Regions from separate parts of the Homo sapiens genome. Here all the other regions are linked to region 1. Evidence: chromatin loops called from intact Hi-C (ENCODE). Cell type or tissue: GM12878. All regions are shown on one strand. Links, peaks and the distances in the headings refer to the core of each region. The heading gives the core; the rest is flanking DNA.

Region 1 (6,973 bases), core at 5-5,004:
GAGGATTGCTTGAGGCCAGGAGTTCAATGATGCCATTGCACTCCAGCCTGGGCAACAGAGCAAGACCCTGTCTCAAAAAAAAAAAAAAAGAAAAGAAGTAGTAGTGTGAAGGTATGTATGATATGCATGTGCCTTCTCTTTCTTTCTGTCTCTCTCTCTCTCTCTCTCTCCAGCACATGCTACTCTGTGCCCACCCACCCCAGCCCATGGTTGTATTAATGAAACTCAAAGAAGCACTCAGGGCTACACCGAGGTAGGGCAGAGCAGGGGCTGAACCTGGATCCAACTCCCAAGTGTAGGACTTGCTCTGTGAAGCCTTCTTGGGGGCACTTTCCAGAATGTCCCCCAGCACCTATGGCTCTCAGCCTGAGACCCTGAGAGGTAGATGCCAGTGGGTTTTGGGGTTCCTGGGGGCTGCCTGGACTGGCCCGGCCTGACCCAGCTCAACTTACCCCTAGGTGCTCTGGGGCATTCATTATGGGTGACACTGTCCTGGTGCCTGGAGGGCAGAGCTTTCTGGGTTACCCAAGCCAGGTGATGACAGACGGGGTCTGTCCCCAGGGATGTGTCCACAGGAGAGAATGGCTTTAGCTGCATGCTGGGAGCGGCTTCTGGACTGTTCTCAGAAGCGTGGGGCCCTGTGCAGGGCATCTTGGCACTGAGTCACCCTCTCTCCCAGCTGCAGTCCGCAGCGGCACTTTGCCCTACCACTTAAGTACATGCATGCACTCATGCATGCGTGTGTGTGTGTGTGTTTTAAATTCATTGCTTTTGGTCTTCCTTTTATTTTCTTTCTCTTTTTAGAGACAGGGCCTTGCTTTGTCACCCAGGCTGGAGTGCAGTGGCACAATCACGGTTCATTGCAGCCTCCACCTCTTGGGCTCAAGCAATTCTCCTGCCTCGGCCTCCTGAGTAGCTGGGACAACAGGCACACGTCCCCATGCTGGGCTAATTTTTACATTTTTAGTAGCGATGAGGTCTCACTATGTTGCCCAGGCTGGTCTCAAACTCCTGGGCTCAAGCGATCTGCACCCCCTTGACTTTCCAAAGTGCTGGGATTACAGGCACAAAACACCGCACCCAGCCTTCTTTTCTTTTATGAATATAGTGACAGATCTTGGTTGGTGTCTAGTCTCTTCTGGTTTGCTGTGTGACTCTGCACTAGTCACTTGGCCTCTCCGGGCCATAGTTTTATCATCTGCCCTAAATGCCCTTTGAAAAGTTTCTTTGTAAATGGGGTGTTTGGGGCGTGCTACAGGCTGCCGATGGACCAGCATCGTGGTGGTGGTGGGCTCTCAGCTCTTCCTTCACCTGGCTGAGTTCACTATTGTGTCTGAGCCCGGGACCATGGGAGGCTCTGATGCCAGTTTCCTGAGGCTGGGACCCAACCGAAGCCTCCACTTAGGGATCAATCAGGGAGGGCTTCCTGTAGGAGTTGATGCCAGAGTGGGCCCTGGTGAGGCTGGGGAAACACCTTTCCCGGCAGGACGATCAGCCATTGCAAAGACCAGAAGGCAGCTGTAGGACAGTGGGAGTCTCAGAGGGACAGAGGTAGGGCATAGAGTCAGGGACGTCTGAGCGTGGCCCAGTCACTCTGCCTCAGGGTTTAGTTTTGGGCTGGGAAGGAGCTGGAAGGGCTCATTGTGGTCAGAGTTGGGGCACCCCAGGGCATGGCAAGGGCATCTGCCAGACCTGGGTTCCAACCCTGCCTTGGCCATCCACCCCCATGTGACCTTGGGCTTTGAGCCCATCTTCCTCGTTGGTAAAACGTCTAATAGACATGTTGGGAGGAGTAAATTAAAGCAGCTCCTTGCTCCTGGTACAGTTGGGGTCTGCCCCTTGCCCCCTTGGTTTTGGGGTAGTGGCACCCTTGAGCCTTCTCACTCTCACACGGGGCCCTAAAAACCACTACCCCCAAACTGAGGGAGAAAACGCCTAGGCGAGGAACTATCCTGGAAGGATGTGAAGAGGAACTATCCTGGAAGGATGTAAGTGAGGGTGCACCCTCACTTAGGGAGCACCGCCTGGGCCAGGCCTTCTGCCTGGCACTCAGCATGCCACCCTCCCTTACTCCGTGGACTGGGATTCTCCTGGGTGGCCCCTCCCTCCCCACGGTTGATTCCTATTCGTCCACTTTGTCCTGCGTCCCAGAGGCATGGACAGGCCGTGCACTCCAGGTCTCCTGCTGAGGGACCGGAGAGGCCCCTGGGACCACGGGAGCTGCCGAGGGCTAAGGATGCCAGGGGTGGGGAGGGAGGGTGGTGGAAGGGTTCCCGGGTGCGTGTTTGAGCTTTGGGGCGAGGCTGGGGCCCGGGGAGTGAGGACCTGGGGAGTGGAGACCCGGTTGGTGGCAGCGCGGCCCCTCCGGTCTATCCCGATCCTCGTTAGCGCGGCGCCACCTAGCGGCGCCCGGGGGAAGCGGCGGCTCGACCTCGTCCAGAGCGCCTCGTGGGGTCCGGAGTTCCCCGTGCTTCTGCTGCGCCCTCGGGGAGCGAACGACGGGCAGGGGGGACAGGAAGGGGCCGCCCTGGCCTCGGCCAGAGGAGCAGGAGGCGAGGGCAAGGCTGTAACTCCTGACACCTAAGGGCCTGGATGCCCGGGGGAAGAGGCGGGAGGAACGAAGTCAGGGCTGACTCAGCCCTGACCTTGGACCTGACCTTGACCCCAGGCCCTGTAGTTTGCTTCCTTAACCCCAGTTTCCATGAACAGAAGCCTCCACTTAGTCCCATCAGGGAGGTCAAGGGGGAGGCAAGAGAGGAGGGATGTCCAGCCTGGGCAGGGAAGAAGGTCAGCCCTGGGAGTGCAGCAGGGGGGTGGCGGGGGCTGGGTAGGGTGGGCTCAGGGTGCACTGGGAGGGACAGGGGACAGGAGGCACAGGCTGTGGGTCGCAGGCCCAGGATGGGCTGCGGGGTGGGACCTGTGGCAGAGGATCCCAGAAGGCAGTGAGGCCAGGGCTGCAGGGTCTCCTGTCCACCCAATAGGACCCCACCCTGGTTCCTTACAAGTAGGAGGTCCCCAAGCCATTGCCCATATCCTGACCCCCTGTCCTGCAAGCCACAGCCTCTTCCTCCCTCCCCTGTCACTGAAGGACCAACCAGGAATACAGTGTTTAAGTCAAGCAGAATGGACACATCTTTAGGGAGCCCAACGGTGGGGTGCCAGGGTCTGAATGGCGCTGTGTGTAGGGGGGTTATATGCTCGGCTCCCAAGCCTGGGGCAGGTCATTCTGGCTCTGCCCAGATTCCACGCTGACTTTGGGCAGACCAGCATCTTCCCCAGCAAAAGGCCCTGTGGCATGGGGAAATTCCTGCGCATGAAGCTGGAGATGCACGGTCTATGGGTGAGTGGACCCCAGTACTACGGTGGAACCCCCAATACTGCAGGGGCACCTCAGTGCAAGGCAAGGCCGTGCACACCTGTCGTAGGACACTGAGAGACATTAGCGTAGTGATGATGCCTATGTGTGTATGTGTGTGGTCTATGTGAGTACAGCTCTGTGTGTTAGTGTATGTGTGTGCATCTGGTGTGTGACTACATGTCTGTGTGTGCGTGTTTGTGTGTGTCTCTGTGTGTTAGTGTGTGTATTCATTTGAATGTGTAAATACATGTCTGTGTGTAAGTGTGACTCTGTGTGAATGTCTGTGTGTGTCTTTGCGTTAGTGTGTATGTGAATGCATGTCTGTGTGTGCCTGTGAGTATGTATCTGTATGTCAGTGAGTGTATATGTGAATGCATGTCTGTGTGTGTACGACTGTAGTGTGTGTGTGTGAATGTGTGTCTGTGTGACTAGGGGGTTGGAGGGTGTGAGTGGAGCTCTGGGCAGAGTGGTCCCTGTGGCTGTACAATTTGGAAAATGCCCTCTATGCCCTGCCCACCTCCCTGGGGCAGGGGGTGCCGTCCTATTTCCCTGGTGAAGCCTGCAAATTCCTCCTGGTGTAGGGGGTCCCCTTCTCTCCTCTACCTCCCCTCCACGTCTTGCCCACAACCCACAGTCCTGCTCTTTGCAGATGCCCTCTTGGGCTGTGTCTGCTGAGGGGGGCTCGGGGCCACCCTACTTCGTGACTTCAGCCTGAGAATCTTTTTATTTATTTATTTTATTATTTTTTTTTCTGAGACTGAGTCTCACTCTGTTGCCCAGGTTGTAGTGCAGTGGCATGATCTCGGCTCACTGCAGCCTCTGCCTCCCGGGTTCAAGCAATTGTCCCGCCTCAGTCTCCCGAGTAGCTGGAATTACAGGCATGCGCCACCATGCCCAGCTAATTTTTGTATTTTTAGTAGAGACGGGGTTTTGCCATGTTGGCCAGGCTGATCTTGAACTCCTGACCTCAGGTGATCCATCTGCCTTGGCCTCCCAAAGTGCTGGGATTACAGGCATGAGCCACTGTGCCTGGCCCAGCCTGAGTCTTGTATAAGGAGATTCAGGTGGAAAACAACGAGGACATAAAGCTATGTGGTGGTGCTTTAAAAATCAAAATGTGGGCCTGGCGCGGTGGCTCATGTCTGTGATCCCAGCACTTTGGGAGGCCGAGGGGGGCGGATCACCTGAGGTCAGGAGTTTGAGACCAGCGTGAGTAACATACCAAAACCCTAGCTGTACAAAAAATTTAAAAAATCAGCCGGATGTGGTGGCACGTGCCTGTGGTCCCAGCTACTTAGGAGGCTGAGGCAGGAGAATGACTTGAGCCCTGGAAGTCAAGGCTATAGTGAGCTGTGGTTGCGCCACTGCATTCCAGCCTGGGCCACAGAGTGAGAACCCCATTTCTAAATAGATAAATAAATAATAAGAAAAAGCCAGGTGTGGCCGGGAGTGCTGGCTCACCCCTGTAATCCTGGCACTTTGGGAGGCTGAGATGGAAGGTCAGGTGTTTGAGATCAGCCTGCCCAACATGGTGAGACTCCATCTCTATTAAAATACAAACATTAGGTGGGTGTGGTGACGGGCACCTGTAATCCCAGCTATTCAGGAGGCTGAGGCAGGAGAATCACCTGAACCTAGGAGGCGGAGGTTGCAGTGAGCCAAGATTGCGCCACTACACTCCAGCCTGGGCCATACAGCGGGACTCTGTCTTAAACAAACAAATAATTAATTAATTAATTAATTAAATGAAAAAGCCAGGTGCATGAGGATTCTCGTGTTTTTTTTCTGCTGTGTCTGGGGCCTGGAGAAGTCCAGAACGTGCGGCTCCAGAACCGAACAAGGAGAAATAGAGACCTGGTTTCTCAGTGGGAATCTTGGATCCTTAAGGTTCCCTCGCTGTTCGTTTTTTTGTTGTTGTTTTGTTTTGTTTTGTTTTTTGTTTGTTTGTTTTTTGAGATGGAGTCTCACTCTGTTGCCCAGGCTAGAGTGCAGTGGTGTGATCTTGGCTCACTGCAGCCTCTGCTTCCTGGGTTCAAGCGATTCTCCTGTCTCAGCTTCCCGAGTAGCTGGGATTACAGGTGTGTGCCACCATGCCCGGCTAATTTTTGTATTTTTAGTTAGTGATGGGGTTTTGCCATGCTGGCCAGGCTGGTCTCAAATTCCTGGTCTCAGGTGATCCAGCCATCTCTGCCTCCCAAAGTGCTGGGATTACAGGCGTGAGCCACTGTGCCCAGTCACCTTTGGTTTTTTGACCATGCTTGGAGTCTGTTTTCTGGAGAAGAGGAAGCACATTGGCCCGATTTCTATCTTGAAATGACAGGGCTTGGGGACACTGAAGGATGCTGCATAGAAATTTGACCAATGTTTTTTGCCCTTTTGTCATGCCAGTCAGGGTGCAGATGGCCACAGTTGGGAGGGAGGGGAAGTCCCCTTCCTATGTGTGAGCCTACAGCATGCGCGGCTGTCTATGCCCTGAACTCCTTCAGCTTCTCGGCTTCTCAGCAGCCCCCTGGGTGTAGGGGCAGGGCTGAGCCTCTGGGAGGTTATAAACCCTCCTCGATCAAGGTCCCTCCATTTGTAAGTGATACAGGTGGGATTCGAATCCAGGCTAGACCGACCCCAAGGCTGTGCACCTGCCGAAAGGCACGAGCTCAGACCCACACCAAGGGGACGGTGGGGCCTGGGTGTGCCTCAGGGTGGGCACCGCTGGCGCCCGCTGCCTAGAAGCCTGGCTGTTGCTCCCCGGGGCTGTGAGAGCTGGCCTTCAAGGTCATGGTGGACAGTTATTCTGTGCTTGAATTTTGGGTTCAGCGTTTAGGCAGACGTCTGGCCACTCTGAGAACCGTCCCCAGGTGTCATCATTCCTGGGGCCACATGGAGCCCTGACCTGTGCCCCACTTGGGATTGCATTTGTCTCCATTGTCTGGCCTGGGAGGCGGGCACAGGGCTCTGGCAGGCTCTGACGACCTGCAGCTGTGCGGTAGGGCTTGGGTGGTGGGACTCCAGCTTCTCCTCCAGCTTTCTCTCTTTCTCAGCTTCCTCTCCTGCCAGGTGGTTTAGCAACAGGATCAGGTGAGCTTGAAACCAGCCTGGCGGCTGCGGGTGTCTCTGCCCTCTGTGCTCCAGCCAGTCATCGGTCCCACCTAGACACCTAGACCCAGTTCCTGCTTTTCTCTGTCCTTTATTTATTTATTTATTTGTTTGTTTATTTATTTATTTATTTATTTATTTTTGAGACTGAGTCTCGCTCTGTCGCCCAGGCTGGAGTGCAGTGGCGCGATCTCGGCTCAGTGCAACTCCGCCTCCCAGGTTCATGCCATTCTCCTGCCTCAGCCTCCGGAGTAGCTGGGACTACAGGCTCCCGCCAACACGCCCGGCTAATTTTTTGTATTTTTAGTAGAGACGGGGTTTCACTGTGTTAGCCAAGATGGTCTCGATCTCCTGACCTTGTGATCCCCCCGCCTATTTATTTATTTTTGAGACAGGGTCTCTCTCTGTTGCCAGGCTGGACTGCAGTGGTGTGATCACAGCTCACTGCAGCCTCCAATTCCTGGGCTCAAGGGATCCTCTCGCCTCAGCCTCTCAAGTAGCTGGGACCACAGGCACGCACCACCA
Region 2 (7,285 bases), core at 1,066-6,065, 580 kb before region 1:
CATCAGCTCACTGCAACCTCTACCTCCCAGGTTCAAGCGATCCTCCTGCCTCAGCCTCCCAAGTAGCTGGGACTACAGGTGCCCGCCACCATGCCCGGCTAATTTTTGTATTTTTAGTAGAGACGGGGTTTCACCATGTTGGCCAGGCTGGTCTCAAACTCCCAACCTCAAGTGATCCACTTGCCTCAGCCTCCCAAAGTGTTGGGATTACAGGTGTGAGCCACCGCACCTGGCTCACCCTGCATTCTTGCAGTGCCACTGCCTGGCTTAAATCCTTCCTTGGTGCCCCTCCCTGCAGATTGAAGGCCACGCCTCCCAGCCTGGCAAGAGGGCACTTGCCTGGCGACTTGTTTCACCTGGAATGATCTATGCTCCCTTCTGGCTCACTGGCCCCCGTGTCTCCTCTACTGTGAGCATCTGAGTCTTCTTTCAAAGCCCAGTGTGGCATGACCTCCTCCAGGAAGCCCTCCCTGACTGCACAGAACAAATCTCTTCCCCCTGAGGTTTACGGTCTGTGCCACATCTCTCTCCTGAAAGCCTGTGTGTTCCCCAACTGTGTCCTTGGGCCCAAGGAGCATCAGGGAGAGAAGGATGTGACTCACGGCCTCAAGCTCCTGGTTCCGGGCACGGAAGCGCTCCCTCTGGCTGGAGATGATGGAAAGCAGTGAATCCACCTGGCCCTCTGGGAGGGCACCGCTGGCTGGTGCTGCAGGTCCTAGCAGGTAGAGGAGGGTGGCTTGGGGGGTGGCAGGAGGTGGAACCCAGCAGGCGGCCCTTTGGGGTGGGTCCCCCAGCCCTGGGGGATTTCTGCCAAATGCCATGGGGTAGAAGCCACATGGTGTCTGACTCCCTGGTGCTGGGCAGGTCGGGGAAGGGGAGGGGACAGCCAGGGGAACCGGGGAGCGTGAGAATGGATGGCAGGGGCTGACCTGACAATACGCACGCTGGGGAAGGGCCCAGCACCCCCGTCTGCGCTGTCAGAGGGCCAGGCCCAGAACTCCCCTCCCAGTCACTCTGTCCTTGAATCTGAGACCCTTGCAGCTGTCAGACTAGGCCTATATCCCCTGGGGAAGCAAAGGGGCAGGAGGGGAACTGGGGAGGCATGGGCACACCCCCAGTATCCCAGTCCAGCAGCCTCAGTTTCTGTCCTCAATACCCAAGGAGGCTGCCTTCCCCTCACTGCACGGACCTCCGGCTGCACTTTGGCAGTGAGGCCTGGCTGACCACCACTCACCAGCCTTTCACAGGCCACCGGCAGGGCTGAAGGGTCAGGGCCCCAAGGTGGGGGGTGTCAGTCTAAGATCCAGAAAGGCAGGTTGAGGGCTCATTCACCTTTTTGTTTTTTAGAGACAGGGTCTCGGTCTGTCGCCCAGGCTGGAGTGCAGTGGCACCATCATAGCTCACTGCAGCCTCCAATTCCTGGGCTCAGGCGATCCTCCCACCTCGGCCTCCAAAGTAGCCGGGACTATAGGTGTGCGCCACCACACCTAGCCTTACCCGACCCTTTGAAGGTTGCTGCTGCATTGCAGGCGTGGGGGCCTGACCTTCTTAGAGGAAGGGACTACTCTTTGGGGATCTGTGTTCTCAGGCGGTATCACCTGTCTCCTCTTCCCTCCTCCTCCCTCCTCCCATGGGTCAGGCCTCTCCTTACCGTAGAATAGGGCAGTGGCCTCTTTGATGGGCTCTGGGATCTTCTCCAGGCGGTGCTCAGCGGCACCCTGCAGGTGACAGGAAGCGATGAGGAGGTGCCTCCGCACAATGGGCACGGAATATTCCCTTTCAGCATGGCCAAGGCAAATGGCAGGGTGGGTGTGGCAAGGAGTGGGTGGGGCCATCCGGGGTGCAGGCTGGCTGCAGGAGGGCCCGGACCTGGACACGTGACATGAGCTACCAAAGAAGAGATGGCTGGGCCCTGAGTCACTCCTGAGGCCAGAGTTCAGCAGCAGTGCAGCTCTCCTCGCAGCCACTCAGCTTTGACATGCATCAGACACCTGGGCCTCCCTGGCCCTGCAACCAGCCTGCCACGTGACCTGGGACAGCCCAGACTTCTCTCCCGGAGTCCCACTGTGGACTCTACAGAATGGGAGGTGGGCGAGGAGATGCTCTCCCTGGGCTGTTTATGTCCCAGCCTGCTGTGATCTCTGGGCTCCAGGTCCTTTAGCTGGGAGATGGGTGCATGGTCCTGGCCTTGCCTCTGCCTCTGCTCTCAGGGCAGTGCCTGGAAAGACGGGCCTCTGTGCTACCGCTAGGAAGCCCTGTGGCCTCTGCCCCATGGCCTGTCACCCCAAATCGGAGGCAGGGTGGTATTCATGGAGTAAGCAGGGAGAACCCAATGGTTTTAGGTGACAGCCCTTCTGGGTTGTCACCAGCTGCCTGATACACAGGCTAATCTGGGAAGTCAGTGTTTGCAGAGGCTAAGTCAGTTGGGCAGGTATCGAGATGGGCATGGGGCAGGGGGGTGGGCTCACCTCGGCATCGGGCCGCTGGATGGACTGAATGATGCTCAGGTCCTGCTCCAGGCGGGCGATCAGCTCTCTCTGCTCAGTGGCTGTGGCCACAGCCTCAGTGATACGGACTTGCAGCTCCGCACAGCGTCCTGTGGCCAAAGGAAGACATGGCCGTCAGAGGGAGCCTGGTGGGACCCTTGGTGCCCTCCCCTGGTTCTGCCTCTCCAACCCACGGTCTGGAAGCAGGGCTGCCTGGATGCTGTGAGAGTGCTGGCTATTCCCTCCCAACTCACCACTGCCTAGAAGACCCCATTAGACCTAGGGCCTCCTCCAGGAAGCCCTCCCTGACTGTCAGAGGCACTCCTGGCCCCAAGCACTCTCTGGATTGATGAAATCCCCTGGGTAGGAGAAGGAGCTCAGGTCAGGGATTAGGAGAAACCGGTGCAATGTGGCTCTGCCCACGGCTGTTTGGGGGGCCCTGGCCAGCCCCTTTCCCTCTCTGGGCCTCACTTTGCTTGTCAGGCAGGGGCAAGGAGGCTCAGGTTGCTTCCTAGCTGATGTTCTGGGATAATGTCCAGTGGGAAGCCTGGGGGTAGGAGAGGCAGAGAAAGCCGCGGGGGTGCAGTGGGGCGCGTAGGGGTGCCACCTCTGGGCTGACAACAGAGGTGCTTGGTCCCGCCCCCAACAGAGGCTCCAGCTGCAGTGGTTGGGGTGGCGTGGTCCCCAAGGAGTCCCCCGACCCACAGCCCTGTCTGTCTCTCCCTCCTCCAGGTGCCAGGGTCATCTTTATAACAAAGCATCCAAACTGTGACTTTCCTGCCCTGCAGGAGGGTGAGAGATGTCGGGGAAGGGACCCAGACCCAAGCACGCATTGCCAGGCAGGACTTCAGTGACCCAGGAGCCAGGCAGCCCTGAGGGTGAGGTTTGGCCCTGTTTCTGGTTGACTGTGCGGCTCAGGGCCACTGGATCCCCCTTTCTGGTCCCAAATGGTGACATGTAACATGGTAACAATAAACCTTGTTTAGGGTGAGCTGTTGGGGCCGCAGAGAGGGAGACTGAGGCCTGAGACCCAGGACGCTGTCCTTTGGGGTAGGCTGCACAGCCGCCAGGGGGCACTGTGGCCTCAGAAATGCACAAAGGCTGCAGGCTGTGGGCAGTGCCAGGGAAATGGTATGTGCGGCCTCCTCCGTGGACTCATCCCTGACTGCGCGGCCTGCTGACCGGCTGTCATACCTGCCCTGGCTGGGCTTAGTGTCCTGGGCCAGGATGGGGCAGCCCAGCCTCACCCCCACATGCTCCTGGGTTCCCACTGCACACCAAGTCCTTATAGATGAGTCAGAAAAGACGATTCACATTTTACAGTCAAAGAACGGAGGCTTCCCGACCTGGGACCAAACCCAAGGCATCCACCCCCAGCTCTGTCTAAGCCCTTGCTCACACCAGAGTCTCGCCTCGTTCAGGCCCCGAATGGATTTATTTTATTTTATTTTATTGAGACAGAGTCTCACTCAGTCACCCAGGCTGGAGTGCAGTGGCTCCATCTCGGCTCACTGCAACCTCCGCCTCCAAGGTTCAAGCAATTTTCCTGCCTCAACCTCCTGAGTAGCTGGGATTACAGGCGCCTGCCACCGTGCCCAGTTAATTTTTGTATTTTTAGTAGAGACGGGGTTTAGCAATGTTGTCCAGGTTGGTCTCAACCTCAAGTGATCTGTCCGCCTCAACCTCCCAATGTGCTGGGATTACAGGCGTGAGCCACCGCACTGGGCCCCTAAATGGATTTCTTCCTTCAGACATTCACTGAGCCCCTGGGTCCCTGGCAGGAAGGTGGTATCTGCGGAAGTGAGGAGGGGATGAGGGAAGAGGCAGGACCTGAAGGCAGGACCCGGCCTTGGAGGGAGGACTGTCGGGGGCAGGGTTGGGGCTGGCCCTGGGCCACCTGCAGGGACTTTAAGGAGACCCCAAAGGGGAGAGGTCCAGAGAGACGATAAATACCATGCCCTCCTGGCCTGAGTACAGAGTCCTTGGGTCCTGGCCTGTGGGATGGGATGGCAGAGCCGGCCACACATGCTTAGGATGGGAGGTGGACAGCGGTTGTGAGATGTAGGGAGAGGAAACCACCAGAAAGCTAATGGGGCCTTGGGTCACATTAATAGAGGTGAAGGTCCTGGACCAAGGGAGGGGATGCTTCAGTTTGGCCACAAACAGGAGCACATCCAAGAACCGTGCTGGGACCATGGGGACAGACTCCTGGGATAAAAAGAGGGCGTTAAGCTCCAACAAGGCTCAGGGAAGCCACATTCCACCTCAGGGATGAGGGCCTGGGGGACAGAGAGACAGGGCTGAGATGGAGAACCTTTGCAGAGGTGACTTTTGCCTGGCCAGAGTGAGCCCTTTTCCCTGGAGGTGTGCGCCTGGCAAGAGGGGTGGATAAAAAGCTGCTGAGATGATTCCTTGCACTGCCTGTTTTATCTGCCCCCAGTCTGTGACCACCCCAGTGTGGTCTTGGTCAGGTCCCTGGGGTGGCAGCAACTTGCAGCTCCCAGCACCATCCGTGGGCACCAGGGAGATGATGGGGTGCGTGGGCCTGGTCCCCGTGCACTTGTTCCTGTGTCTGCTACTGCAGGGGTGGGCACACAGTCCTGCCGTGTATGTAGGTGACATTCTGTGCAGGTGTGAGCATCCTGGCTGCAAACCCTCTATCCTAGGCTGCCCCGGTTCCCAGCTGGTGGCCCGCTATCCTGGAAAAGGCCCATGTGTTAAGCTGGCCTGGAGGCCTGGCCATTGGCGCTGCTGCAGATGCTCTGGGCACTGGGTTAGCTCCTGAGGGGATCTGAGGGTGCAGGGCTGAGTGGTTGGGGGAGGCCATCCCTGAAGAGGTGGCTTGGGGTGATAGGAGCACAGGCCAGTTGCACGGGCAGCAGAATTGGGGGATGGCTGCTGGTGAGGCAGAGAGAACAGGCTGGGTAAGACAGGGCAGCAGAGGCTGGCAGACGGTGAGACTGGAGGGAAGGCTGTGGGTAGAGGGGGGTGGACAGAGAACTGGAGGCTGCAGGGGACAGGATCTGGACACTGTCCCAGAGCCCAGCTGGATCCCAGCAGCAACCAGAGCTGTGCTTTGAAACTGTCACTCCACGCTGGGAGGAAGCGAAGGCCAGGAGACTGGCTGTGCGGGCTTCCACCAGAGAGGGGCCTCAGTTAGATGTACTTAGAGAAGGACAGGGCCTCACCGGCCACGGGAGGGTCCCCTATCCCCCACCGGCTGCCTCACCCTGCCTTCTCTGCTGGAGGCTGGAACACGCAGGTGGGGAAGCTGGGGTGACATCTCTGGTGGCCACTTGATGTCAAGTCCAGAACCGGGCTTGCATTCTGGCCCTGCCTTTTATGAATTTCACGATCTTCGGCAAGTTCTTCAACCTCTGGAGTACAGGGCTCTGGGGCGAGGACACAGAAGGAGCTGGAGAGAGAGCTGTGGACCCCATCGCTGTACAGAACCCAGGTGGGGAGGCCCGGGCCTGGCCCCCTGTGGGGGAAGGGGTGGGCAGCTGGCTGGCTCGGTTCTGGTAAGCACGAAGGTGCTTGTGAACAGCTAAGGGCATGTGTGTGGTGGGGTTTGGACCTGTGGACCTGAGGCTGGATATGCTGGTTGAGGAGATCTAGGGCCCCAACGGTCAGAGCTTGGAAGCGTTTGGGGGGGGCATGGAAGAAGACAGTAAGATGAGGGAAAGTTTGGAACTTCTTAGAGACTTGTTCGATGGTTGTGACCAAAATGCTGTAATGAGTTAAGACTGTGGGGGTGGGCGTGGTGGCTCACGCCTGTAATCCCAGCACTTTGAGAGGCCGAGGCGGGCAGATCACCTGAGGTCAGGAGTTTGAGACCAGCCTGGCCAACATGGCGAAAACTCGTCTCTACTAAAAATACAAAAAAAAAAAAAAAAAAAAAAATTAGCCGGGCATGGTGGCGGACCCCTGTAATCCCAGCTATTTGGGAGGCTGAGGCAGGAGAATGGCTTGAACCTGGGAGGCGGAGGTTACAGTGAGCTGAGATGGCACCATTGTACTCCACCCTGGGCAACAAGAGTGAAACTCCATCTAAAAAAAAAAAGACTTTGGGGTACTGTTGGAAAGGCATGATTGTATTTTGCAATGTGAGAAGGACATGAGATTTGCGTGAGGGGGCAGGGGTGGAATTATATAGTTTGGATATTCATCCCTGTCCACATCTCATGTTGAAATGTAATCAAGCCAGGTGCAGTGGCTCTTGCCTATAATTCCAGCACTTTGGGAGGCTGAGGAGGGAGGATCACTGGAGCCCAGGAATTCGAGACCAGCCTGGGTAACATGGAAAAACCCTGTCTCTACACAAACAAACAAACAAACAAACAAACAAACAAACAAAAAAACCCACACAAAAAATTAGCTGGGTGTGGTGGTGTAGCTGTAGTCCCAGCTACTAGGGAGGCTGAGATGGGAGGATCACCTGAGCCCAGGAGGCAGAGGTTGCAGTGAGCTGTGATCACACCACTGCACTCTTGCTTGGGTGACAGAGTAAGACCCTGTCTCAAAAAAAAAAAAAAGTAATTAATCCCCAGTGTTGGAAGTGGGGCCTGGTGGGAGGTGTTTGGGGGACAGGGCGGGTCCCTTGTGGCGCGGTGCTGTCTCTGAGATAGGGATCTGGTTGTTTAAGGAGCGTGGCACCTCCCCCACCCCCATTCTCTCTCTCTTCCTCCTGGCCTCGCCATGTCTCACACCTGCTCCCACTTCGCCTTCCACCATGAGTAAAGCCTCCAACGCCTCCCCAGAAGCCAAACCGACACCAGCGCCACGCTTCTGGTACAGCC
Region 3 (7,285 bases), core at 1,107-6,106, 54 kb before region 1:
GCTTGCCCTGTCTAAGGAGGGGCGTCCTCCAGGAAAATCAGACTGTTCTGTCATTCATGATCTGTCCTCCAACCTCTAGGAGCATCGCCCCCACCCCTTCCATAGCCGGGGGCCTGGCTCAGAAGCACAAGGTGCTCAGAGATACCAGTGAACCCCAGGGTAACAGTCGGAGTGGGCTTCCTGGAAGGGTCTGGAAGGACACTGACTTATCACCTCATAGCGGCTCCTCACTCTTCACAAGATAAAACTAGACTTTAGAGGGCAACTGTGGTGTGGCTCACACCTGTAATCCCAGCACTTTGGGAGGCCGAGGGCCTCTTGAGGCCAGGAGTCCAGGACCAGCCTGGGCAAACATAGTGAGAACCCATCTCTAAAAAACAATTTAAAAATGAGCCAGGCATGGCAGTGCATGCCTGTAGTCCCAGCTGCTTGGGAGGCTGAGGTGGGAGGATCACTTGAGCCCAGGAGGTTGAGGTTATAGTGAGGCATGATTGTGCCACTGCACTCCAGTCTGGGTGACACAGCAAGACCCTGTCTCAAAAGCAAACAACCCAACCAAAAAACCAACAAAACCCCCAAAATCCCTCAAAGAACAAAAACCCATAATTGTCTCCCACTCCCCCCAAAAAAACAACAAGAAAACTAGACCTTGGAGTGTGGCTTCATGGGCCCCTCTTCCATCTGCCCTTAGATGGATCTTCAATAATGCCCTATCTATATCAGCTCTTGGTTGGCGTGATAGAGATAATACATTCGCTGCTCCAGAGTCACTCGTGGTTCAGGCAAGGTCAAAGAGTCACCAGGAGTCAGTCATCACCTAAGTGGTACCTCCTGCCTGGGAAATGCCTCTATCACTGCCCACCTCCAGGTACCCAGAACTCCGGCCACTACCAAGGATCACTTGAGCCCAGCAGTGTGAGGCTGCAGTGAGCTATGATCATGCCATTGCATCCAGCCTGGGTGACAGAACCACACAGCAAGACCTGGTCCCCCCTGGACCCCCACAAAAAACCCCCAAAAAACTTAAAATGAATTCATTAAAAACTTATTAAAATAAAAATTTAGCATTTAAGGCCAGGCACGGTGGCTCATGCCTGTAATCCCAGCACTTTGGGAGGCCGAGGTGGGTGGATCACTTGAGGTCAGGAGTTTGAGACCAGCCTGGACAACATGGTGAAACCTCATCTCTACTAAAAATACAAAAATTAGCCAGGCATGGTGGTGCATGACTGCAATCGCAGCTGCTCGGGAGGCTGAGGCAGGAGAATCACTTTAACCCAGGAGGCAGAGGTTGCAGGGAGCTCAGATTGCACCACTGCACTCCAGCCTGGGCGACAGAGTGAGTAAGACTTCGTCTCAAACAAATAAACAAACAAAAACAAACAAAACAAAACACAAAACCTTAGTATTTAAAATAAATAATTAAAATGGTATTCATTAAAAAGCTGAAAATCAACCCAGGCTTAATGAAAGAAAGAACTTAGTATGCGTAAAAAAAACTTTAACGAAAACTCTTAGTATTCATTTAAAAACTTTAAACCAAAACTGAATATTCACTTAAAAACTTAAAAAATGAGCTCAGGCTTAAAAAACAAAAACAAACAAACAAAAAAAGAACTCTCCGGGCTTTCTGGGGATGTAACCAAGCTGAGGTTGGGCTTACTTCCCTCCAGCAAAGGGCCCCTTTCAAACCACTTGTGGCTGAGCCATCAGACCCAGATGTGACCTCCCCCCGTCCCGTGGGGGTCAGCAGCTCACCTGGGCCCTCTCCAGCCTGCCCTCCTGCCACCCCTGTTTATGTGTGCACCTCAGGGATTCCAAAAAGGAGTTAGTGTGGGCCTGCCTCTCAGCCACCTGCTTCCACTCTTACCTACATGACTCCATTTTCTGAGCCCGGTAGCTTTTTTTTTTTTTTTTTTTTAACAGAGTCTCGCTCTGGCCCAGGTTGGAGCGCAGTGACACGACCTCGGCTCATCACCGGTTCAAGCGATGGGCTGTAGCTGGGACTACAGGCACACACCATCCCACCTGGCTAAATATTGTATTTTTAGTACAGACGGAATTTCTCCTTGTTGGCCAGGCTCGTCTCGAACTCCTGACCTCAAGTGATCCGCCCGCCTCGGCCTCCCAAAGTACTGGGATTACAGGCGTGAGCCACCACGACCGCAGAGACCCGTAGCTTTCTAAAAGAGACTCTGAGGGTGCTTTCAGTGATGACCCTTGGCAGAAACCGGAGGAAGGGCTGAAGGTGATGGGGGAGGGGCGGAGCTCTGCCTTGAGCTTTGCTGCGGAGCCAAGCCTTCCCTCCTTGTCTAGCTCTGGCACTTTGAGCAGGTTCTGTCGGGGGTATCCCTGCCCTGGAAGCCCCTCTCACCTTCCCAGGTTAGGGGTGGCGTCCCCCAGTCTCCCTGAGGGCAAGGGCTGTTCTCATTTGTTTTGGAGGCCAGCTCTGCTCAGGGCCTGGGAATACAGTAGGTGTCTAATAAATATTTGCAGCGTTGAACTCTGTGCCCAGCAGCCCCTAGCCGTTCACCAGACAGCCTTGGCCTCCGGAGAGTGGGCTTTGGGGGAGGTGGCCTGGGCCGGGGGAGGGTGTGAGAGGCCTCATGGAGGGGGGCGGGGGCGGATCCGGGGTCGCTCTGGCTCAGCCTCCGGGGCCGTCCCCGCTGCCTTTGCAGAAGGCGCCTCCGCTGTGGCTCTTCCCCCTGGGCTGGAGCCAGAGCCTAGCGCACCCGGAGGAGGAGGAGGAGGAGGACGAGGAGGAGGAGGAGGCGGCGGCGGCGGCTGCGTTGCCGTCTGTGCCCATCACCTGAGCTGCACCGGGCGGGGAGGATAACAATTATTGGGAGAGGTTTGAAAAAAAAATCATTATCAAATAACTACAGCTTGCAAAAGTTGGCGGGCGGAACGGAAAACGCGGGCTGGATCGCTCTGGGGACGCCGCCGCCGCTCCCGAGCAGCTCCGCGGTAGCCAGAAATGGAAGGACGTACATCTGCAACGCATTTGTGCGAGGTTCACCTTGGAGACCGCGCTGCTGGATGCAGGCGGCGAGTTCACGCGAAAGGAAAAACTCTTTTAAGAGGGATTTCTCCTTGGGGGACCCTGCCCGGCACGCGCGGCGGGGAAGGGCGCCCCCTGCCAGGCGCGCGCGTGGAGCTGGGACGCTCCGATGGGGTGGGGGCCGCTTCTCTGAGCCTCAGTTTCTCAGTCTGTCCGAGGACTTGTACAGATTCGTGGCTGGCCTTGCAGGACCCTTCCAGTGGGGATATTCTTTTATTATTTTTATTTTTTATTTATTATTTTGTTTAGATGGAGTCTCATTCTTGTCGTCCCAGCTGGAGTGCAGTGGCACAATCTCGGCTCACTGCAACCTCCGCTTCCCGGGTTCAAGTGATTCTCCTGCCTCAGCCTCTCGAGTAGCTGGGATTACAGACCCCCGCCGCCATGCCCGGCTAATTTTTGTATTTCTAGTAGAGGGGTTTCACCATGTTGGCCAGGCTGGTCTTGAACTCCTGGCCTCAAGTGACCTGTCCGCCTAGGCCTCCCAAAGTGCTGACATTACAGGCTGAGCCACTGCGCCCAGCCTCCAGTGGGGATAGTCTAAGAATCTTCTTATTTCTGGCACCAGGTCCCGATGGAGGTAGAGGTACCAGCCCTTAAGGTACCAGGACCTGGTCATCGCATTCCCAGCCCTGTTTACATTCTAGGGTGCTGCGGGTACGTGATGGTCTAAGGAAGATCAAATCCACTTTCCACTTCTCAGGGCCCTGCCGACAAGTGCAACGGTTTGTTCCTTCTCAGGGGAGGAGGGGACCCCTGTCCCCCTTCTCAGGGGCAGTTCCATCCATTCTCACCTCTTGGGTCTTCAGTGTGCACCTCCCACAGCTCACAGACATCCCTGTCTCCCCTAAACCCCTTTGCCGTGACGCCCACCGCCCATCCACCTTCCCCCGCGGGCTTCCTTCTCAGAGTGGTCAGTACGTAGTCTAGTGTCCACATCTTCCTCCCTGCAGTCACTTTGAAGGTGGCCCAAGCTTCAGGGCCCCCCTCCTTCTCCAAACACGGCTGGGCCTCTGGGCTTTTTGGAGTTAGAAAAGGGGAGGGGGGCTGTGGGGAGCGAGAGGTGCAGGAGTGAAGTGTGGGGACCCTTCCTGGGACCCCTCACCCTCACACACACACCACCCCACTTGCCTAAGACAGGCACAACTGGAGCCATCTTGAGACCCAGAATTCCTCTCCAGGTTATGGTGTTTCTCACGGTCCTTGCCCACCAGGAGATAGAAAGTTCTGGAAAGATGCTGTTGGAAAGGTGAAGCTAGAAGCACGGCCTCTTTGCACAGGCTATGCTTTAAGTACTCATAACTGGCTCACATCTACTGAGCCATCACTGTGTACCAAGCACTGTTCTAACGTTTTATTTTTATTTTATTTTTTATTTTTGAGACAGAGTCTTCCTCTGTTGCCCAGGCTGGAGTGCAGTGGCATGATCTCAGCTCACTGCAACCTCTGCCTCCGCCCCCTCTCAAGTGATTCTCCTGCATCAGCTTCCTGAGTAGCTGGGATTACAGGTGCCAGCCACCACACCCAGCTAATTTTTGTATTTTCAGTAGAGATGGGGTTTCACCATGTTGGCCAGGCTGGTCTCGAACTCCTGACCTCAGGTGATCCACCTGCCTTGGCCTCCCAAAGTGGTAGGATTACAGGTGAAATGTTTTAAATGTGTTGTTTTGAAGAGACAGGACCTCCCTCTGTTGCCCAGGCTGGAGTGCAGTGGCGCAATTATGGCTCACTGCAGCTTGAAACTCCTGGGCTCAAGTGATCCTCTCTCCTCAGCCTCCCAAGTAGCTGGGACTACAGGCTTGTGTAGCCACGCCTGGCTAACTTTATAATTTTTTATAGAGTGGGATCTCACTATGTTGCCCAGGCTGATCTCAACTCCTGGCCTCAAGTGATCCTTCTGCCTCCACCTCCCAAAGTGCTGGGATTACCAGTTTAAGCCACCACGCCCAGCCACCAACTCACTTTCACTTGGCTAAATCGCGCCCTGTTTGGAAGACGGAGCCTGAAATTGGCAGGAGAGCTGGATGTGGCCATGGTCCTTCACTGCCCAGGGCGTGCTTGTCCCATCCAGCCTGTACTCCTGTGGCTGTGTGGATGACCAAGGGCTCACCTGGTCTTGCTTTTCTTCACCTCACTCTTCCCAAGAGGCTGGTTCTGACACTAACAGTCACCCATTGGTAAACAGCCCAGCACCAAAAGCCCCTAAGAACCTTCAGATAAGAGACATCCCTTGGGGGAAGGAAGAAAAAAAAAACACAACCTAACAGGAAGCCAAGTGGGTAAACGGTTACTTGCATGATTCTAAAGCCTGCATGTTTCTTCCCCAGGCGAGAGAGACTGAGCCTTTCACTCTCAGAGCCAGCTTGGCCAGAGTCTCAGAAGCAAGGTCTCTGTGCACCTTGGGGCTGTTGGCAGGGCTGAGGAGAGGAGTAACCAAATCATGGGTCTGGGAGAGAAATTTCCTCCGATGCTTTTCTGGCTCCTACCTAGAGAGTTCTCTCACTTCTGAGAGGTATCCTGTGAGGGCACAGTGGACAGGAGCAGAGACCTGGGGTCAGGCAGGCCCAGCACAGAGATGCCTAATGCCCTTGGGAAGTCACTTGACCTTCCCGAATCCACCTTTTTTTTTTTTTTTTTTTTGAGTTGGAGTCTCACTCTGACACCCAGGCTGGAGTGCAGTGGTGCAATCTTGGCTCACTGCAGCCTCCGTCTCCTGGGTTCAAGCAATTCTCCTGCCTCAGCCTCCCAAGTACCTGGGATTATAGGCATGTGCCATCATGCCCGGCTAATTTTTGTATTTTTAATGGAGATGGGGTTTTGCCACGTTGGCCGGGCTGGTCTCGAACTCTTGAGCTCAGGTGATCTGCCCACCTTGGCCTCCCAAACTGCTGGGGTTACAGGCATGAGCCACTGCACTGGGCCCCGAGTCTTCCTTTTAAACCATGAAACGGGGATTGCCCAGGTGTGATGGCTCACATTTATAATCTCAGCTCTTTGGGAGGCCAAGGCAGGAGGATCGCTTGAGGCTAGGAGTTCCAGACCAGTCTGGGCAACATAGCGAGACCTCGTCTCTACAAAAAATAACAATTAAAAAATTAGCCAAGTGTGGTGGCGTGTGCCTACAGTTCCAGCTACTTGGGATGCTGAGGCTGGAGGATGGCTTGAGCCCAGGAGTTGGAGGCTGCAGTGAGCTATGATCACACCACTGCATTCCAGTCTGGGCAACAGAGCAAGACCCTGTCTCTAAAAACCAAACACAAAAAGCCAAAAAACAAAGCTAAAACAACCCCTAGAGGTGTGATCAAAGGGCTGGGGAGGAGGGAGAGAGGAGGAGCTTCCCCAGGGGAGACTTCATCACCAAACTCTGTACCTGCAGGCACCTTGTCCTGCCCTGGAGGTGGGGGTTGGTGAACCGGAAACCCATGACTCACTCCCTCCCTGCCCAGCCAGGCCTGGACAGCTGTGCAAACAGACTGAGGAAGGGGCTTCCAGGCCACACTCTGTGCCTCTCCTCCTCCTCCTCCTCCTCCTCTTCCTCCTCCCTGGAGTCAGCCCAGGCTGGCTCCATCCCTCTGGGCCCCTTCTCTCCCTGAAAATTGCAGGAATGTGCACCACTGTGTTAGAACCAAGTCCTTGGAAGACTCCAGATTTCCCCTAGACTTGGGAGTACTGGGACTTAGGAAGAAGGGGTTGGGGCTGTCCAGGTCTCCCTGGCCCGAGGGTCTCACCCTTAGGTCCTCCGAAGCTCTGTTTCCAAGGATAGCAGACCCGCCCTCACAATAGCACCCACTCACTGAGTCCCTTCTGTCACGGTGCATACCCTGCTGTCCCTGGGACCTGTACTTGGATGTCTCAAGGGCATGTTCAACTCCCCGTGTCCCAAACTCAACTCAGGCTCTCTCCTCTCAGGATATGTCCCCGCCCTCCACCCAGGGCTCAGGCCAGAAGCCTTGGAGTCCTTCTTGACATCACCCTCTCCCTCACCTTCCCCACCCAATCTGACATCAAACTGTGTAGACTCCAGCTCCGAAAAATACCCCAATCCAACTATTCCTGGCCATCTCTGCTGCCCTACCCGTGGGGGCCTCTGCCCTCGCTCCACCTCCCATTCACTCATCCTCCACCCTGCAGCCAGAGTAACCTTTTTTCTTTTTTCTTTTTTTGAGATGGAGTCTCACTCTGTCGCCCAGGCTGGAGTGCAGTGGCACGATCTCGCCTCACTGC
Region 4 (7,285 bases), core at 1,379-6,378, 550 kb before region 1:
TGCACTTTGTTCTACCAAGACAGCACTGGGGCCTGACCTCCTTAGCCCCTCTGAGTTCTATATTTTTCATCTGTAGAATGAAGAGAACTGGCTGGGTGCGGTGGCTCATGCCTGTAATCCCAGCACTTTGGGAGGCCGAGGCAGGCGGATCACTTGAGGTCAGGAGTTCGAGACCAGCCTGGCCAATATGATGAAACCCGTCTCTACTAAAAATACAAAAATTAGCCAGGCGTGGTGGTGCACACCTGTAGTCTCAGCCACTCAGGAGGCTGAGGCAGGAGAGTCGCTTGAACCTGGGAGAAGGAGGCTGCAGTGAGCCGAGATCGTGCCACTGCACTCCAACCTGGGCGACAGAGCAAGGCTCCGTCTCAAACAACAACAACAACAAAAAAGGAATGACAAGAATAAGGTATCTCATATACATTTGTGAGCTGTGAGGATTAAGTGATATAACTCGGTGAAATACTTAGCTCAGAATCTGAGATCTAGAAGATGCTCAATCTGTCTTCATTAACTCATGAACTTTCCCAAATGCAAAGGTCTTAAATGACTTCATTTATTTAATTACAGAACTAATCAAACTAATTTGGAAGATAACATGGCAGAAGACCCCGAGAAAGCACTGCAAAATCACTAAGAAATAAAAGTTCAGGCCAGGTGTGGTGGCTCATGTCTATAATCACAAGGCTTTGGGAGGTTGAGGTGGTAGGACTGCTTGAGGCCAGGAGTTTGAGACCAGCTTGGGCAACAGAGCGAGACCCCTGTCTCTATAAAAAATCAGCAGGCATGGTGGTGCATTGGCATCCTAGCTACTCAGGAGGCTGAGGTGGGAGGACTGCCTGAGCCCAGGAGTTCCAGCCTGCAGTAAGCTATGATTGCACCACTGCACTTTAGCCTGGGTGACAGAGCAAGCCCTTGTCTCTAAAAATAAATAAATATGAATATAACTATAAATATAGATATATATAAACTAAACCACAAAAGTTTCACTCCTTTTGAACCATGAATGCCTACACTCTCCCTTATTAAATGATGTAATCGAGAGGTGATTTTCTTTCTGGGTCATGGCAGATACCACCTGTTTCTAACTATGTGACAGTGACGGGAAGGGACGTGGCCTTACATCTCTGCAGTTAAAACCTCCAATAACACCTAAGGAACTGCCAGGCGTGGTGGCTCACGCCTGTAATCCCAGCACTTTGCGGGGCCGAGGTGGGCAGATCACCTGAGGTCAGGATGTTTGAGACAAGCCTGACCAACATAGTGAAACCCCGTCTCTACTAAAAATACAAAAATTAGCCGGGCTTGGTGGTGCATGCCTGTAATCCCAGCTACTTGGGAGGCTGACGCAGGAGAACTGCTTAAACCCAGGAGGCGGAGGTTGCAGTGAGCCGAGATTGCGCCAATGCACTCTAGCCTGGGCAACAAGATTGAAACTCCATCTCAAAAGAAAAGAAAAGAAAAGAAAAAAAAAACCCTAAGGGACCAAGGAACGGACCAATCACCGAGCTCCCAGCGCCCCACCTCCGGCCCCAGCCTCACCCCTGTGCGCCATGGCGGCCTCCGGACAGATCAGCCCCTTCCCCTGGGCCGACCGGCGCTCCCTGTGAGCCAGCCGTCGTACCTGTAGTTGTGGAACCAGTTGATGACGGTGCTGGTTTTCAGGTTGAGCTGGGTGGCGAGGTCTTCGATGGTTTTTGGTGACGGGTATGGCTTTTGCTGATACGCTCGTTTCAGCGCCTCCTTCTCCTCCGGAGCCAGCACCACCCGGGGTTTCTTCAGCTGGTGCTGGGGCTGGGGGCTGGCGCCCTGGCTGTACTCGGTGCCGACAGAGGGCGGTTCGCAGGGCTGGCTGTCACTGACTGAGCTGTGCCGCCGCTTCATGTAGGCTGCGGAGGAAGAGATGGCAGACTAAGGTCAGGCCCAGCTGGGACAGCAGCCCAAATCCCCAGTCCCGCTAGCGGGACGGCACAGTGCCGGCTTGCAGGACTTTGCATAGAGCATCTCAAAACACTAAGATGAGGCTGGGCATGGTGGCTCATGCCTGTAATCCAAGCACTTTGGGAGGCCGAGGCAGGCAGATCACTTGATGTCAGGAGTTCAAGACCAGCCTGGCCAATATGGTGAAACCCCGTCTCTACTAAAAGTACAAAAATCAGCTGGGCGTGGTGGTACGCACCTGTAATCCCAGCTACTAGGGAGGCTGAGGCAGAATTGCATGAACCTGGGAGGTGGAGGTTGCAGTGAGATGAGATGGTGCCACTGCACTCCAGCCTGAGTAACAGAGCAAGATTCCGTCTCAAACAAAACAAAACAAAACAAAACAAAAGAAACAACGCTAAGATGAGAGCCATTCTGTTACCAGCACATGCTCACCAAGGACCTGCTCTGACGGAATGTCAGGTCCTCACCTGTCCCTGCACAACTTAACAGTTTAGTAGGGGAGGCAGAGAAGTATCCAGAGAGATGTTCCCAGCAGAGTGAAAAGTGGGGTGGGGGTAAGTAAGTGCAAGAGACCATGGGGATACTGAGAAGAGTTCCTCGGCCAGGCCTGGGTGTGGGCGGCAAGCCACCCAGGTACCGAGGCAAGAGACCGAGGACACAAGCTGTTCTAGTATAATAAAATATAAAACAAGAATAGTTACACCAGATATAGATCTTAGATATGATTATATATGAATATCATTAATCATTAGTTTGTAGCAATTACTCTTTATTCCAATATTATAATAATCCTTGCTCTATAACCATAACCTAGGAAAAACCAGGCCATACAGAGATAGGAGATGAGGGGACACAGTGAGGAGTGACCAGAAGACAAGAGTGCGAGCCTTCTGTTATGCCCAGACAGGGCCACCAGAGGACTCCTTGGTCTAGAGGTAACGCCAGCGTCTGGGAAGACGCCCGTTGCCAGGCGGACCGTGGTCTAGCGGTAGCCTCAGTGTCAAGGAAAAACACAGGCTACTTAGCAGACCGGGAAAGGGAGTATCCCGGGAAAGGGAGTATCCCTTTCCCCGGGGGAGTTTAGAGAAGACTCTGCTCCTCCACCTCTTGTGGAGGGCCTGACATTGTCAGGCTTGCCCGCAGTTATCTGGAGGCCTAACCATCTCCCTGTGATGCTGTGCTTCAGTGGTCACGCTCCTAGTCTGCCTTCATGTTCCATCCTGTACACCTGGCTCTGCCTTCTAGATAGCAGTAGCAAATTAGTGAAAGTACTAAAAGTCTCTAATAATGGTGTAGGTTGTTTCTCTCTTTGTCTCCTCTCTCTCTCTGCCTCGGCTGCCAGGCAGGGAAGGGCCCCCTGTCCAGTGGACATGTGACCCACGTGGCCTTACCTATGATTGGAGATGGTTCACTCTCCTTATCCTGCCCCTTTGTCTTGTATCCAATAAATATCAGTGCAGCCTGGCATTTGGGGCCACTACCAGTCTCCACAACTTGGTGGTAGTGGTTCCCCGGGCCCAGCTGCCTTTTATCTCTTTGTCTTGTGTCTTTATTTCTATACTCTCTCGTCTCCACACACGGGGAGAGACCCACAGACCCTGTGGGGCTGGTCCCTACACCTGGGGAGGCAGAAGGGGAAGTTGCCTAGAAGAGATGATGTTTAAACTGAATCCTGAAGGACATCGCCGGGCGTGGTGGCTCTCGCCTATAATCTCTGCACTTTGGGAAGCTGAGATGGGAGGATTGCTCGAGCCTAGGAGTTTGAGACCAGCCTGGAGAACATAGAGAGACCCTGTCTCAAAAAAAATTTAAAAATTAGCCAGTGTGGTGGCGTGCACCTGTAGTCCCAGCTACTCGGGTAGCTGGGATGGGAGGATCACTTGAGCCCAGAACACCGAGGCTGCGTGCACCCGAGTAGCTGGGACGGGAGGATCACTTGAGCCCAGAACACCGAGGCTGCAGCAGTGAGCTATGATTGCATCACTGCCCTCCAGCCTGGGCAACAGAGACCCTGTCTCTAAAAAAATAAAATAAACAGCTTAGGCAAGGGATTTCCTTAATTAACTTGCCATTTTGTCATGAGAACTCAGAAGCAATTGAGAAGGTAAATCTTCCCCATAGAAAACCCAAACAGCGGAGTCAAAGCTGCTGGATCCAGAGAAAGGAGTTGGATTGTCCAACCGTGGGGACTCCCTCCAGTTCCCTCCTAGGGGACAGACGACTGACCAGGGGCTGGCAGGGGGCTGGAGAAGGCCTCTCTAGGGAGCAGCCTTTGTGGCCGGCACCCCCAGGAGTGAAGAGAAGGCCATCGGACCACAGCGGCTTTGGATACTAGGGCACCTTTGGAAAGGTCTGGGCCCCGCAGAAACAGTAATTCATTTGTAACACAAGAGGGCGCCCCGAGCCTGTGCCGAGGGAAAGATGGGAGGCCTGGGAAGCCCTGGAGATGTATTTGCGGGGACTAAGGTCCTTTCCTAAGGGCCCCAGGGTGAGAAACACAGCAGGGAGTTGGGTTGTCAGGGCCTCCTCCCTCCTAAGGGCTGAGGGCTGCCTCCTGGCTAGTGCAGGAAGCTTCACGCTGCTCGGGTGAGGGGATCACGGGAAACTCTGCACAGATCTATTGGGTTCATGACAGCATTTTCTCTACTTTTGTTTATGTTGGAGATTTCCCATAATAAGACATTGAAAAGGCCGGGCGCAGTGGCTCATGCCTGTAATCCCAGCGCTTTGGGAGGCCGAGATGGGAGGACTGCTTGAGGCCAGGAGTTCAAGATCAGCCTGGGCAATATAGCGAGACTTTAAAAAACAAAAAACAAAAAACAAAACGAAAAATAAGTTGAAAACTTTTAGGGGGGCAATGTGGCACCAGGCCTCTGCAGCTTACAGCGCTGCCTGGGGCTGCCCAAGAGGCATGGCCTACCTCAGACCCTTAGACTACAGGCCCAAGGGCAGGCCAGAGCTCGCTAGAGGGGCCCTGAATGGGGCAGAGGCCACCACCTGGGCAGGTCATCAGTGGGCAGCAGCAGTGCCCCTGGGTCATCCCAGGGGGGCAGCTCGCAGCACAGAGGCAGCGGATGTATATTTAAGAGCATCTGCTTTGAAATCTGACAGCCCTGAGTATGAATTCCCGTTCCCTACTGATAGGAGCTATTGAAATCTGCTAGGCTGCATGAAGCACCGAGGTTCGTATTTCCTGGATAAGGACATCTAAGCAGAGTCGTGTGGATGAACAGCAGTCTTAGCGCAGTGCCTGGCAAACAGGGCAGTTCTCAGAAAATAGAAGCCTCTATTATTATAAAGGAACCCCCATAGGGTTCCTGGAGGAGGCACCAGACACTCTCTCTCCTTCAGCAGTCCTTTCCCGGGTTGGGTGAGAACGGCGATGCTTGGCTGGAATTTCTGGGTGAATTAAGAACTGACAGGCCTGGGTTCCATACCCACCCCTGGCTCAGATGTTGTGTGCGCGTGTGTGTGTGTGTGTGTGTGGCGGGGACGGGGGTGGGGTGGGCTGGGGCAGAGCCACTCAAGGGCCTGGGATGCCCATTCTTTTTTTTTTTTTTTTTGAGATGGGGTCTCGCTGTGCCGCCCAGGCTGGAGTGCAGTGGTGTCATCTCTGCTCACTGCAACCTCCTCCTCCCAGGTTCAAGCGATTCTCCTGCCTCAGCCTCCCAAGTAGCTGGGATTACGGGCGTGCGCCACCATGCCTGGCTGATTTTTGTATTTTTCAGTAGAGATGGGGTTTCACTATGTTGCTGAGGCTGGTCTTGAACTCTGAACCTCAAGTGATCCACCTGCCTCGGACTCCCAAAGTGCTGGGATTACAGACATGAGCCACTGTGCCCGGCCCCTGGGATGCCCACTCTTAGTTAAGGTCCTCTGCGTTAGCTGATCAGGGAGGCTGCCGCTTCTTACGGTCAGACCGGCAGCAGCTGGTTCCCAGTCTCTGCCCCTAAGGGATGCAGTTCAGCCGCCCAGTGAGCTCCCAGCACCATAGGTGACCTGAGGACTGAGGGTGCTCGAGGGGCGGACTCACTGGCGAGGACCAGCGCTTAGAAACTGCAAACCAAGAGGCACAGCACACCTGGCTTTAGGCATTTTTCCTATGCTGTAGCCTACAGGCTGCAAGAAGAACATGAATCCACATTCGAGATGACATGTGGGTGCACGTGGGGTTATTCCTCTAGGGAGGCCAAATCCCCAGAGGCTGGGAAATAACAGCAAGAGAGAGATCTGTTGTGGCAGGAGTTTGCTTTGTCACTTTCCAGGCCGGGTGACCTTGGTGGAGGCACCGAACCTCTCTGAACCTCTGTTTCCTGATCTACAAAATGCATTTTTTTTTTTTGAGATAGGGTCATGGTCTGTCACCCAGGCTGGAGTGCGGTGGCTCAATCTCTGTTCACCGCCTGCAGGGTTCAAGCGATTCTTGTGCCTCAGCCTCCCAAGTAGTTGGGATTATAGAGGCGCACGCCACCAAGCTTGGCTATATTTTTTTTTTTTTTTTTTTTTTAGTAGTGAGGGGGTTTTGCCATGTTGGCCAGGCTGGTCTTGAACTCCTGACCTCAAGTGATCCGCCTGCCTCAGCCTCCCAAAGTGCTGAGATTACAGGCGTGAGCCGCCGTGCCCTGCCTACAAAATGCATTTCTTATTTCTCTCTCTGATAACAAAGGAAGGCCTCTAGCCACCTGGTACATGCTCAGTAAATGCTGTGATAGCCCGATCAGCCACCCACACAACACAAAAACCAAATGCAGCGCCCCCAGAGCTGTTTCGCTCTCCTTGGTTAAAAGTGCTCCCAGTGCTAAAAAAATCTTTAGATTCAGGCTGCTGGAGAGAAAAAGTTACACAACTTTCCAGCCCTCTTAGGTACTCATTAGCTGATGACCATCCAAAAATATTTTTGCCCTGTCCTCTGGTCCCTTGGTCATGGGTCAATGTCCCTCATCAGCTGTGTGTGAAAGATTTGAAAGAAACAGCCTGTCTATGAATGCGGACGCAGCCGGCCCGGGCGGGGCAGGGAGACTTACCTTTCTTCTCCATCCGTTTCATGTCCATCAGCTTCTCCACATTGTTGGGGTCGTTCAGCCACAGCTGCATCCGGACGAAGGGCTCTCGTCCTTTCAGACTGAGCTTATGCCAGGGTTTGGGGCGGGCAAGGAGGTCAGAGACAGAGCCTTGGGTGAGCCCTAAGATGGTCTCCCCAAATAAGCGCTGGCCTAGAGAGAAAACAGAAGCAAGACAGGTATTGTCACCGAGAGCCAGGGATCTGAAGGGACAAGTACGTGTCAAGGTTAAAATCAGACACAGGAGTTTAAAGGCTCAGGGTTGGGCTGGTGACATCCTA

Evidence for each region. A loop is a pair of places that touch in the nucleus more often than their neighbours do. Peaks named below come from ENCODE experiments on the same cell type or tissue, not always from the same donor. Only the 100,000 strongest peaks of a DNase experiment are listed, where the experiment ranks them.
Region 2: it touches region 1 in a loop (7-fold over the local background); 53 of 110 quality-filtered maps call a loop at or near these places.
Region 3: a loop joins it to region 1, with 5 times the contacts of the local background. A loop is called at or near these places in 17 of 110 quality-filtered maps.
Region 4: it touches region 1 in a loop (9-fold over the local background); 85 of 110 quality-filtered maps call a loop at or near these places.

The regions. Positions count from the first base shown.
Region 1 is chr7:101,683,926-101,690,898 of GRCh38, reverse strand. No RefSeq gene overlaps it. Among named protein-coding and RNA genes, the nearest start is that of MYL10, 58 kb to the right of the region's middle. RefSeq lists a silencer at 2,218-2,347. In GM12878, for the core only: a CTCF peak has its summit at 2,411 (motif pointing left); a DNase peak (open chromatin) is centred at 2,368; H3K4me3 peaks cover 197 bases; H3K27ac peaks cover 427 bases.
Region 2 is chr7:102,268,677-102,275,961 of GRCh38, reverse strand. It overlaps a transcript of CUX1 not described here. Among named protein-coding and RNA genes, the nearest start is that of SH2B2, 15 kb to the left of the region's middle. RefSeq lists an enhancer at 995-1,828. In GM12878, for the core only: a CTCF peak has its summit at 3,558 (motif pointing right); no DNase peak of the experiment used is centred there.
Region 3 is chr7:101,739,175-101,746,459 of GRCh38, reverse strand. No RefSeq gene overlaps it. Among named protein-coding and RNA genes, the nearest start is that of CUX1, 75 kb to the left of the region's middle. RefSeq lists enhancers at 1,471-1,991, 2,620-3,563, 5,047-5,116, 5,237-5,316 and a silencer at 2,621-2,740. In GM12878, for the core only: a CTCF peak has its summit at 3,142; a DNase peak (open chromatin) is centred at 5,319; H3K4me3 peaks cover 1,494 bases; H3K27ac peaks cover 3,662 bases.
Region 4 is chr7:102,233,924-102,241,208 of GRCh38, reverse strand. It overlaps CUX1 (cut like homeobox 1), which reads right to left. Exons shown (of 24, transcript NM_181552.4): 22 at 6,969-7,157; 23 at 1,625-1,889. It overlaps LOC124901711 (a long non-coding RNA gene), which reads left to right. Exons shown (of 3, transcript XR_007060458.1): 3 at 571-657. Among named protein-coding and RNA genes, the nearest start is that of SH2B2, 49 kb to the left of the region's middle. RefSeq lists a silencer at 1,079-1,148. In GM12878, for the core only: a CTCF peak has its summit at 4,336 (motif pointing right); no DNase peak of the experiment used is centred there.